Regions from separate parts of the Homo sapiens genome. Here region 1 is linked to region 2. Evidence: read pairs that join two places in POLR2A ChIA-PET (ENCODE). Cell type or tissue: endothelial cell of umbilical vein. All regions are shown on one strand. Links, peaks and the distances in the headings refer to the core of each region. The heading gives the core; the rest is flanking DNA. Region 1 has its middle 290 kb from the start of PBX1. Region 2 overlaps PBX1 (PBX homeobox 1).

The links. ChIA-PET counts read pairs that join two places held together with the same protein. Peaks named below come from ENCODE experiments on the same cell type or tissue, not always from the same donor. Only the 100,000 strongest peaks of a DNase experiment are listed, where the experiment ranks them.
Region 1: POLR2A ChIA-PET joins it to region 2 with 10 read pairs; 3 of 35 experiments call an interaction of 5 or more read pairs at or near these places.

The regions. Positions count from the first base shown.
Region 1 is chr1:164,266,368-164,271,755 of GRCh38, reverse strand. No RefSeq gene overlaps it. Among named protein-coding and RNA genes, the nearest start is that of PBX1, 290 kb to the left of the region's middle. In endothelial cell of umbilical vein, for the core only: no CTCF peak of the experiment used is centred there; no DNase peak of the experiment used is centred there.
Region 2 is chr1:164,585,367-164,590,754 of GRCh38, reverse strand. All of the region lies in intron 2 of PBX1 (PBX homeobox 1), which reads right to left. Among named protein-coding and RNA genes, the nearest start is that of PBX1, 29 kb to the right of the region's middle. RefSeq lists an enhancer at 1-122. In endothelial cell of umbilical vein, for the core only: no CTCF peak of the experiment used is centred there; DNase peaks (open chromatin) are centred at 1,724 and 2,004; H3K4me3 peaks cover 380 bases.

The sequences.
Region 1 (5,388 bases), core at 217-5,216, 320 kb after region 2:
CTCTCTCTCTCCCTCCCTCCATCCCTTCTTTCCTTCCTTCCCTCCTTCCTGTTTCCTTCCTTCTCTCTCTTTTTCCTTCTCTTTCTTTTTTTTCCTCACTTTTTAAATCCAAGTTCCCATCTGATGTGTTTTTCTTCTGCTCTAAAGAACTTATTTCAGCATAGGTCTAGGAAGCATATGTTAGCTAGTTATTTTAATATGTTATCTTATATCTTGAATCAGATATGTTTCTGGAAATGGAGAATAGGCCAAGGGATAAGGCATTGAATTGAGAAGGTAAGCTTCAGAAGATATATGCTACAGAGCTTATCAATAAAAAAAATAGACTTGCTTAATCCAATAGTAAATACAGTTTCACTTTTTAAAATTTAGACAAATGGTGAAGGTCAATAGTTAAAGGCTGAAAATAATTTTTGAGCAAGCTTGTTATTAATGATCACAGGAAATATATTAAAATCTATTTTCATTTCTCTGCTTTTGTCTTTAGATTCTAATTAATTGTAGCCCTCACATTAGGGTACTCCAGTGTCCTAAATCAAAGATTATCACAGAAGTTACAATTCATGCCTAGTATAATATCGAAATACCTAGTAAAATGCAGATGTTCAACAAATATTGATTAACGGGCACATAAATGAATGGGTCAAAGTTTTAGTTTCTAAGTAGGCCTTGGAGAGGAACCTCCTTTTCTTTGTACACAGACAGAACACAAAAGACCTCAAAACATGAAATGACTTTTTTTCCTGTATCCAAGGAGGGAAGAGGGAGATTGGGGTTGTGGACACACAGTGTTTAATGAATTCTAAGTGAATTTTTTCTCTACATCCCTAAAGCATTATTACTCCTATTATCCACTTCTGAAAATTTGTAAATTGAATTGATTATTCAGAAATCAACTATTCATGTAGAAAAACAAACTTACTTTCAAGAAGTCAACTAAGAAAAACTTAGTTGGCATATAATAAGTTTGGCCTGGGAGAAAAGTTGGTAGATACAAATCTAGCAGCTTAATATGAATTTCTAATTATTGAATGTAACTGCCAAAATACTTGTTCCTTTTTGAAAAGGAAACATAAAAGAATCAAAGGGCAACATAAATAACTCATATATAATTCATAAGAAAACCCTGTTTAAGTGACAATGGTGCAATTTTCTTATTTGTTTCTATTCCTCAGGCTTCTTATTGGATTAATCTAAACAATTCTTTATAAAGCCTGGTTCTTCTAGTCAGTGCTTGCAAAGGATATATGGCAGCAGGTTTCCTAAAGAAATTTGCAGGGTAACCTTCCATAAAAACTCTAAATTAACCCTGAAACAAAACTTCAAATTTCAGAGAACTCAAAGCCACTAACCTATCTACTGCCACCAGAAATGCTGTGACCTTTTACGGATACAATATTACATTGTTCGACCAAAAGCAAGAAACTGCCAGTGAGGATCTTAAAAGCACCACTACTTACTGATCTATTCAATGTTATCCACGTGTTGATAGAGATCACAGTCAGAAGCATCATTGTTCATTCGTGTATAATCAGTAAGCACATAATTAAGTAGGATGCTCTTATGACTGATGTTAGAGCTACTTTCTGGACAATGGTCATTACTTTTTGTATAGCTCTAAAGAATATTGCAGAAAAAAATGCCTCAATGATCATTATGATGAAAGTTAAGCTTTAGGTATCTTGTCCAAGGTCATTACAATTGCGAAAAGTTTTATAATTTTTAGGGTGGGGAGGAAGATTTTCTAAATTGTAATAGTCACTTCACTACTTCTAAGGTTAAATAAGTTTCAAGTTTTTTGAAAACTTCATAATAATAATGTTTACAAAAATAATTAGAAGAACAAAAGAGGTCACTCAGACTGAGAGACATTAGAGTGTTTATATTTTTACAATAATTTTAGTAATTCTGTGCTGATAAACCTATCAATGCAATAGCATACAAAGCCTAGAAAGAGACCCATTCATATATAGAACACTTAGCATGTAATAAAGCTAGCATTTCAAATAAATGTAGACATTCCAATTAACGATACTAAGTAATTGAAAAAAATTAGGAATTTCAATTGTCTACATCAAATGATGTAATACAATTAAATTTTAGTAGTATTCAGAATTAAATGTAAACAAAAAGTATAAAAAAATAGCTAAAATATTAAATATTGGAAAGCAGGGAATGCCTGCCTAAGAATAATTATAAAATAAAACTAAATGGAAAAAAACGATAGATCTTAATTTAATTTTTAAAGAAACCATCTATGTAAGAATAGCTATAAATTTAAAACAAATAACTTGTATAATTTGTATAATTTTTATGAAAGAAGAAATATTTCTAACTTCATAGACAAAGGATTATTATAAAAAATAGAAAACATAAGCAAAAATACATGAGATACATAACAGCAATTCACAAAAGAAATAAAACAAGTAATCAACATATATGTAGGAAAGGTTTAATGTCACTAATAATCAAACCAGGGTAAATTAAAAATTCAAGTAAGATACTTTTTCACCTAATAAATCAGTGAAGATTTAAAAATATGATAATTATTGATTTTGGTGAGAGTGCAAAGAAATTTGTACCCTCATAAGCTGAGCAGAAGATAAGATAGACAACAGAAGATAGAATAGTTAAACCATGATAGGTACAGACTGAAAAATTCTGTATAAATATTAAAATTTAGGCTTTAGTAGTATATTTGATGACTGAGAAAATAGTGATGTTCAATTGTTGAGTGACATGTAGAATTGCCTTAAAATAATTTTATCTGTCACTGAAGCTATATTTATATTTCAGGAAGGATATATCCCAGTCATTGATTTTCTTAATAAGTTGCCCCATTTTCCAAGTTTAGCTAATTAACATTTATGTCTTCTATAATCAGGAATAGTCATTAACTGACACAGAAACAATTTGGAAGCATATGTAGCAAAAACATAAAAATTATTGCATCCAAATAATGATAAAGTAACAATCATTTAAAAAAATTATTATGTCTTCTAAATGTTCTATAATGAATATATACTTTTTATAATAAGATAATACCCTTGATAACCCTACTTATGTATGTATACACATACACATTTAACATGAAGAGAACTATAAATAAATATGCAAAGATAATTTTGATGCCTTGTGAATGGTGAGGTTTTTGATAGTTTTAATTTTCTTCCTTATACCTTCTGGTATTTTCTATTTTCTATATTTTAAAAATCTATTGTATAACAAAAAAGTAAAGGTTATTTAAGTATCTTTGCTAGGTTATGTTTAGATATTGCTTGATATTTATGTAGTAAAGTTTTTGTACTTATGCTGTAATTAGAAGCAGAGTTTCTCTGCATGAAAGTGGTGAGTATTTATGTATTTAAATTATTAGCAAATTAAAGCACCATCTAACAGCTTGCAATTCTTGCTGGAATGGAGATGTTAAATCCTGATGTGAAACAGGAGAGAAACCTTATGACTGCCAAACCGTTAATCACATAGGGCTCCAATGACAAGAGAATTTACTTCCTAGTTATTTTGCGCTTTCTGCTTCTTTTGGTGGCTGGAAAAATAAGAAAGACAGGAGCAGAAAAGTCAAAAAGAGTGGACAGGTGCTCATACATTTATTTAACTTTATTACATGAATGGGGACTAGTTGGTGGCTGACGTACATCAAAACAGCCTACAAATAATTGAGGAAACAAAAGCCAGCTGAAAGTTGAGTACAAGCTACTAGGAGGTCACTTAACCTCAATCTGGACTGAAATCGTAGAACAGTGTTAGGAGGAATTCTGACACAATATAAAAATTCCAGGTGAGTGGTAAAAAGTGACCCTTTCAACATTGTGTACAAAGCAAGGTTAGATTAAATAGAGATCGATAACTTTTGAAGACTAATTCAAAAAGAGCAAAATTATACTGAGGAATTGCCTTTCTTGGTTAACTTGCTTTGTAGTAGCATTAACACTTTTTTCACTTTTTTGTTGTTGTAAAATATATGTAACACAAAATCTGACATTTTAAGCCATTTTAAGTATACAATTCAGTGGCATTAATTACATTCATAATGCCATGCAACCATCATCGCTATCTCTAAAAGATTTTTATCACCACAAACAGAAACTTTCTAGCCTTTAAGCAATAACTTCTCAATCTCCCATACACTTGCCCTTAGTAACTTTTAATCTATTTTCTGGCTCTACGTATTTGCCTATTTTAGGTATTTCATGTAAGTAGGATCATATAGTACTTGTTTATTGTGTGTCTGGCTTATTTCACACAGCATATTTTCAAGTTTTATCCATGTTGTAGCTTGTATCACAACTTCATTTCTTTTTATTGCTGAGTAATAGTCCATTGTACGTATACACCACATTTTCTTTACCCATTCAACTGTTGTTGGGCACTTACATTGTTTTTACCTTTTGATTATTGTGAATAACGTTGCAATGAATATTCAATTATGAATGTCTGTTTAACCCCCTGTTTTAATCCTTTTGGGTATGTGCCAAGGAGTGGAATTACTGGGTCATATGATAATTATATGTTTACTATTTTGAGGAATTGCCTTACAGTTTTTCACAGTGACTACAACAATTTACTTTCCCACCAGCAATGTATTAGGGTTCCAACTTCTTTACTTACTTGGCAACACTTGCTATTTTCTGTTTTTGTTTCGTTTTAATTATTATGGTCTTCTAATAAATGTGAAACGGTAACTCATTATGGCTTTTATTTGCATTCCTTTAATGATTGATGATGTTGAACATCTTTTCATGTGCTTATTGGCTATTTGTATATCTTCTTGGGAGAAATGTCTATTTAAGTCCTTTACCTATTTAAATTTTTTTTTGTCTTGTGTTGTTGAGTTGTAGGAGTTCTTTATATATTCCGGATATTAAACCCTTAACATATATTATTTGCAAATACTTTCTCCCTTTCTAAAGGCTATCTTTTCACTTTCTTGATAGTGTCCTTTGATGCATAAAAGTTCTTAATTTTGATGAAGTTCAATTTATATATTTTTCCTTTCATTGCTCATGCTTTTGGTGTTATATCTAAGTCTTCATTACCAAATCTAAGGTAATGAAGATTTACTTTGGTTTTCTTTTAATCATGTTGTGGTTTTAGCTCTTATATTTCAGCCGTTGATCCATCTTTGAATTAATTTTTTTGTATATGCTGTGAACTAAGGATTCAACTCTGTTTTCATGTGATGAAAATCCATTTGTCCCAGTACCTTTGTTGAAGAGACTCTTCTTTCCCCATTGAATGAACTCATCACTTTTGTCAAAAATCAATTAGTTATAGATACATTGGTTTATATTCCATATATAACTCTCAATTTCCTTCCATTGGTCTATATATCTTTCTTAATGTCAGTACTACACTGGCTTATGTACT
Region 2 (5,388 bases), core at 103-5,102:
TCTTTATTTGGTTTACAGTTTAACAAATCCTTAGATCAATGCCCTGTTTACCCCAACAGACTAAACTCCCAATTGCTCTAACCATCCAAGCTTCCAAGGGCTAGGTAAAAGCATACACTTTTGGGAGTCATATATAGTCCACTATGATTCTGAAGATTTAGGGGAGGAAAAGGCAATAGATCTCCTGGTCACAATGCCAAGTAAGATTTCACACTGTTGTCCTCCTCATTAAGGCTCACCAAAAACGGCACCTCTCAACTTAACTTCCTCCTCGTCAGTTTAGGCCCCATTATTCACTTCCCACAGAGCAGCTTGTTTACCTGAAGCACAGGGGGGCGGCGGCGATTGGGAAGAAGCAAGCAGTGCAAGTGAGCAAGTCCAGAGCACAAAGAAAACAAGGAGCATGCAGGAGAGCCCTGTGGTAGCTCCTAATGAGGCTGGGACAATCAAGAAAGTGTTCCCCTTTTGGCTCCTCCCTTTCCAGTTGCGCTGGCCAAGGTATTTCTTCTATCTGCTCCCTGACCCCCAGCTTTTTTTTTTTTCAACACAGGGTCTCGCTCTGTTGCCCAGGCTGGAGCACAGCAGCACGATCACGGCTCACTGCAGCCTTGACCTCCCAGGCTCAGCAATCTTCCCACCTCAGCCTCCCGAGTAGCTGGGACTAGAGGCATGTGCCACCACACCTGGATGTCTTATTATTATTACTATTTGTAGAAACAGGATCTCACTATGTTGCCCAGGCTGGTCTTGAAATCCTAGGCTCAAGCCATGTCTCACCTCAGCCTCCCAAAATGTTGGGATGAAAGACATGAGCCACCGCACCTGGCCTTTCTTATCAGCCTTTTTACGGGAGGCTCCGTGTGAGCATTAAGATATTTATTTTTCTCTGACAAACAAGAGCACCACAACAGGAACAGAAATCTAATTCAACTTCAATCACTGGATCACTATAAGACCTTGGAAAAGTCACTTCACCTTCCTCCCCAGCAATTCAATCTTAGGAACAGGAATCAGAAAAGTATTTGTCAGTCTCCTTCCCCATGGTGACAGGTGGATAATATCTCCTCCACCCTAAATACCTCGCAGGGATGGAGAAGGATGGATGAGCAGGCATTACAGCCAATATTCTACTCTCTGGCAATAAACAACTCACCTTTTGGAGGTAAACGGTCTCTTTCCAGGGCACCAGGGGATCATTTAGCACTCTGGAAGAAGTAATTTGCTCTATGGTTCTCTGGTGTCCTGAAAAGTGTAATCCACCTCCAAAAGGTGAACCCTTATATCCCAGAGAATTTGTTTTCTCTGGGATCAGAACGCTTTAATGTTTTCAGTTTCAGGAAAAGACACCACAGGTATCATTTTCTGGTCAAGAGAAGACTCTTCCCTCTCCCCGCCCCCTCTCCTTACTGATCATCCCATACTCTCTTCCCCTCAAACAGAAACCAGATGAAACCATCTGCAAACAACTTGGGAATGCTGTGTGTGTGCCTGCAGAAACTTAAACAAAAATCCTTTCTCAGCCGCGCCCCCCTCCTCCTTCCAGTGGTTGTTAAGGGCCCGGCGAGTTAATGGGAACTTTTCTCCTCTCCCCTCCCTCCCCCACTGCCCCTCTCCCGCCTGGGTCCTCAGCATTTGATTCCTGTCTGTCACTGAGTGATGAGGACAAAGGGTGAGGAGTCAGGAAAAGGTCTGCGCCACTTTGTTCAGAGTCTGGATTCGAACTTTGGATGAACCCTTCATCGGGGAGGGGGCTGGGGAGGAGGGGAGAGGCCGGCAAGGAGAAATCCGCTGCTGTTCTCGCCGCTGGAGCCTCAAAAAAGAGAGAAAGATTCTCTTTAAACAACAGAAAGGAAAAAAGAGGGTTAGGAGGGTAGAAACAGCCTCCCTCAGCCCAGTTAGGAAAAGGAGGGCATGGTGGGGGCGGAGGGATAAAGGGGGCTGAGCTTAAGAAAACAGAAGGCCGGGGCAACGCGCTCAAACAAGGCTGTTGGGCCCATGCTGTGGGCGGCCAGCCAAGAGCTAGTTTTGTTTCTTCCCCCTCCAGCCTCTCTCTCTCTCCCTCTTATTTTTTTTCCCCCTAAACCAAAGGGAATTCCTAATAAAGCCACAGCAGACTTGTAGAGAGCAAGGGAAAGGAAGAAGGAACCAGAGGTGGGGAAAAAAACAGATGAAACTCATTGCTTTCTGGAAGTCCAGAATAAAGAATATATATGCATATAAAATTATAGCACACTTCACCATATGCTTCGAAACTAAAAAAAAAAAAAAAAAAAAAAAAAAAGCTTAGTCCGGAGTGTATTTCTCTTTTCTCTTTTTCCTCATCTCTGTGTGTGTGTGCACTTACATATACTGGCTGGCAACTTTTACCGTGTGATTTTTTTTCCCCAAATCCTGTACTGTAGTTTTTAAAAAGCACTATTAACATACAGTTGAAGTCACAGCAAAAGCCAGTTTGTCTTCTTTGTGCTCAATAAAACCCAGCTGAAACTCTTTCACCTCCCCTTACTATTGATTTTTCTATTGTGCTCTACAGGCGGGTGTATCTCACTCACTCATCAGACTGCCTTTCATTCTGTGAACCTCTCTGACCGCATCTGGATGTGAGGTTTTTCAGCTCCCTGCGATGGGTATCCTTGCTTCATTCAATCATTTGGGGCCCGCATGCAACCATGCAGTCACTTTTGGTTTGGCCTCTGTCCTTTGGTCTTTGCCCCAGACTCTGGATTTCACTTCCAAAAAGATCAGGTGTCTATCCCAGCACAGAAGATGAGAGGTGACAAGGCATCCTTGCATCCTAGGGCTCTTTCTCTTCTCTTCTTGCATATAAAAATGGGACTTCAGTGACTGTGCAGGAGATTCAGAAAAGGGGTGGGGGATGAGAAGGAGGATCAGGGAGGAGTGTACTGCTGCAACATCTGGCACCTGTTCTACCTCTCCTGGGGACACCCCCTGGTGTGGCGCGTGTGAGGCTGTATGTGCCGGACTGCTGCAAGTGAGAACTCTGTGTCTGTGTGTGCCTCATCCGCACAAAACGATGTGAAGAAGAGAAGCAGATGGGTCAACAGGATGACTATTCATTAATCTTCTGAGAAACTGGGTTAGGAAGTGAATCCGTGTATTTAAAACTTCTCATTTTGCATTCCTATGAATGGGAGAATAAACTCTACACTTTGAATAAGAGTGCATGACATCCTTACTCTTAAAAAAAAAAATCAGACACACAAAGATCATCAGCTAACAACAAAGAGGCAGATAAAGTGCTGGGTGAGTATACACAATACAAAAAGGGCTCCTCACCCGACAAAAGGGAGTGCTAGAAGCATAGACCTGAAAGGGATCTTATTAATCATTCATATCTAACCCCTTCACTTAGAGATGAGACAGCCAAGACCCCCAATGTGTAAGCAACTTACCAAGTCACCACAACACTCTCCACAACACTCCCCTCTGGTGTTCCTTCTGTCATATACATTGCTTCCATGAAACTAAGGAATGGACTTAAGTTTAGGATAAGGATTACCAAAATCACACCCATACACTTTTTAGGAACACATCTACATAAAAGTGAAAGATAGCAGTACATCTTACCTGAAGATACAGCAGTAGTTGTAGCATCCTACATCCCAGTTATGTAAAACCGGGAATGAGAAACAGGGACACACACACACAAACAACACCCTATGCTGCTCAATGTCAAGCATGGGCTTGCTATTTCGCTGGTATACCTCGTTATGCATGACATCCTTACAACGCAGAGCTGCTGCTGAAATTGGGTGTGAGGTCGACATTCAAATCTCATTCTCCATATAAAATCCTGGTGGACTGTTGCCACTGTTCTCTCTGTGGGCAGATAACCTCTATTTTCAAGTTCCCTCTGCGGATAATGGTCTCGACTCACCATCATCTGACTCTCAATCACACCTCTCTGTTCAACTCCCTTGAGATCTCCAGCTCCATATTCACTGCATGCCCCACGAATTCTGTGTTCAACAGGATTTCTAAATCTATGCCATGTTCTAAATCAGCCCTCCACATGCCTGCCAATCTGTGACTTCTTTCTCTTGCTTTGATTTTATAAGCAATTGTGACAGTATAGGTTAACAAAGAAATCTTAGTTACATGGTGCTTTATAATTTACAAAGCATTTTACGCCCATCTCACTAGAGATTCACAACCTCCCTGGAAGTGGACAGGGCCTGGATAATGAGTGTAACTAGTGCCCCCATTACAGATAAGAAATTGTTCTGAGTGAGGTGCCCCCTCATTACCTATCAACTCAACATAGAACAGTCCAGTAATTGTTCCCTTGCATCATAATGCTGCTCCACATGGGCTCAGATGTTTCCATTCCACCTTGGAAATGAAAAGGGGAAAGCATGCATTTATTGAACATTCATCACGTGCCCAGTCCTGTGTTTGATGCTTGTTCTTGCAACAGGGATAACTTCAGCACGTTTACCATGAGCAGCTTCCTCTAGCACAGCAATGAAATACATGCACATGTGTCTTCTGCAGATAGTACACACCCCTTTGCTCTTCTTATTCCTATTTGTCTGAACACATTACAGCAATAAGTCAGTCCACCAATGTAAACCCCTAAACATAAGATGTGTGTGCCCATAGGACTATGAGAGCAATCACCTACATTTACAGTTCTTTCAACATGTGTGTAGTACAGCACCTATCTGTGAATATCAAAGTTGTACTGCCAGGTTCCCCAGTTGTTCTTCTCTCTTTTTTACTAAGTACTCCTGGAAAAAGCCATTTGTTGAATATCTGAATGAATGAATGAATGAATGAATGTCATAAGCACTACTTATTCAAAGGATGTTATACAGAAGAGGTGAAACTATATATTGACATTTATTTCATTAATTACAGAAAGGAAGGGGGTTCTTGTTTAAGAAAGGACTTCCCATGAACATTGGATGTAAAGAAAAAGTTTACAACCCAAAATGCTAAAAGCTTCTCAGCTAGACATACATTGTTATTAGCTGCCAAGATGCCCAAGTCAGGATGGCAGCCTTGGCAACTAAGAAGAACATAAATAAGAAATCTTAATAGATTGTGGTTCTACTGAGCAAGAAAGTGAAGCAACCACAGAAAAGAATCAGAGAAAGGAACTGGTTCTAGTGGTCTCTAAACCAAGCCAAAAGAAATGTTCAGGACATTTTTATTTAAATGCACTGGTTCTCAATGCCTGACTACCCCCCTCAAAGACTACAGTGAGATTCCTTGCCTGACACTGTCCCCCAACCCCAACCTCCCCAGACAAGTCTATAAATAGCAAAGCCACTAAAGCAAATGCTAAACTCAACACTGAGTGGGGCTGATGAGGAGGGAAGTTTGCAGGGAAAACTGAGTTTCTCACTACTCCTTACTCAGAAA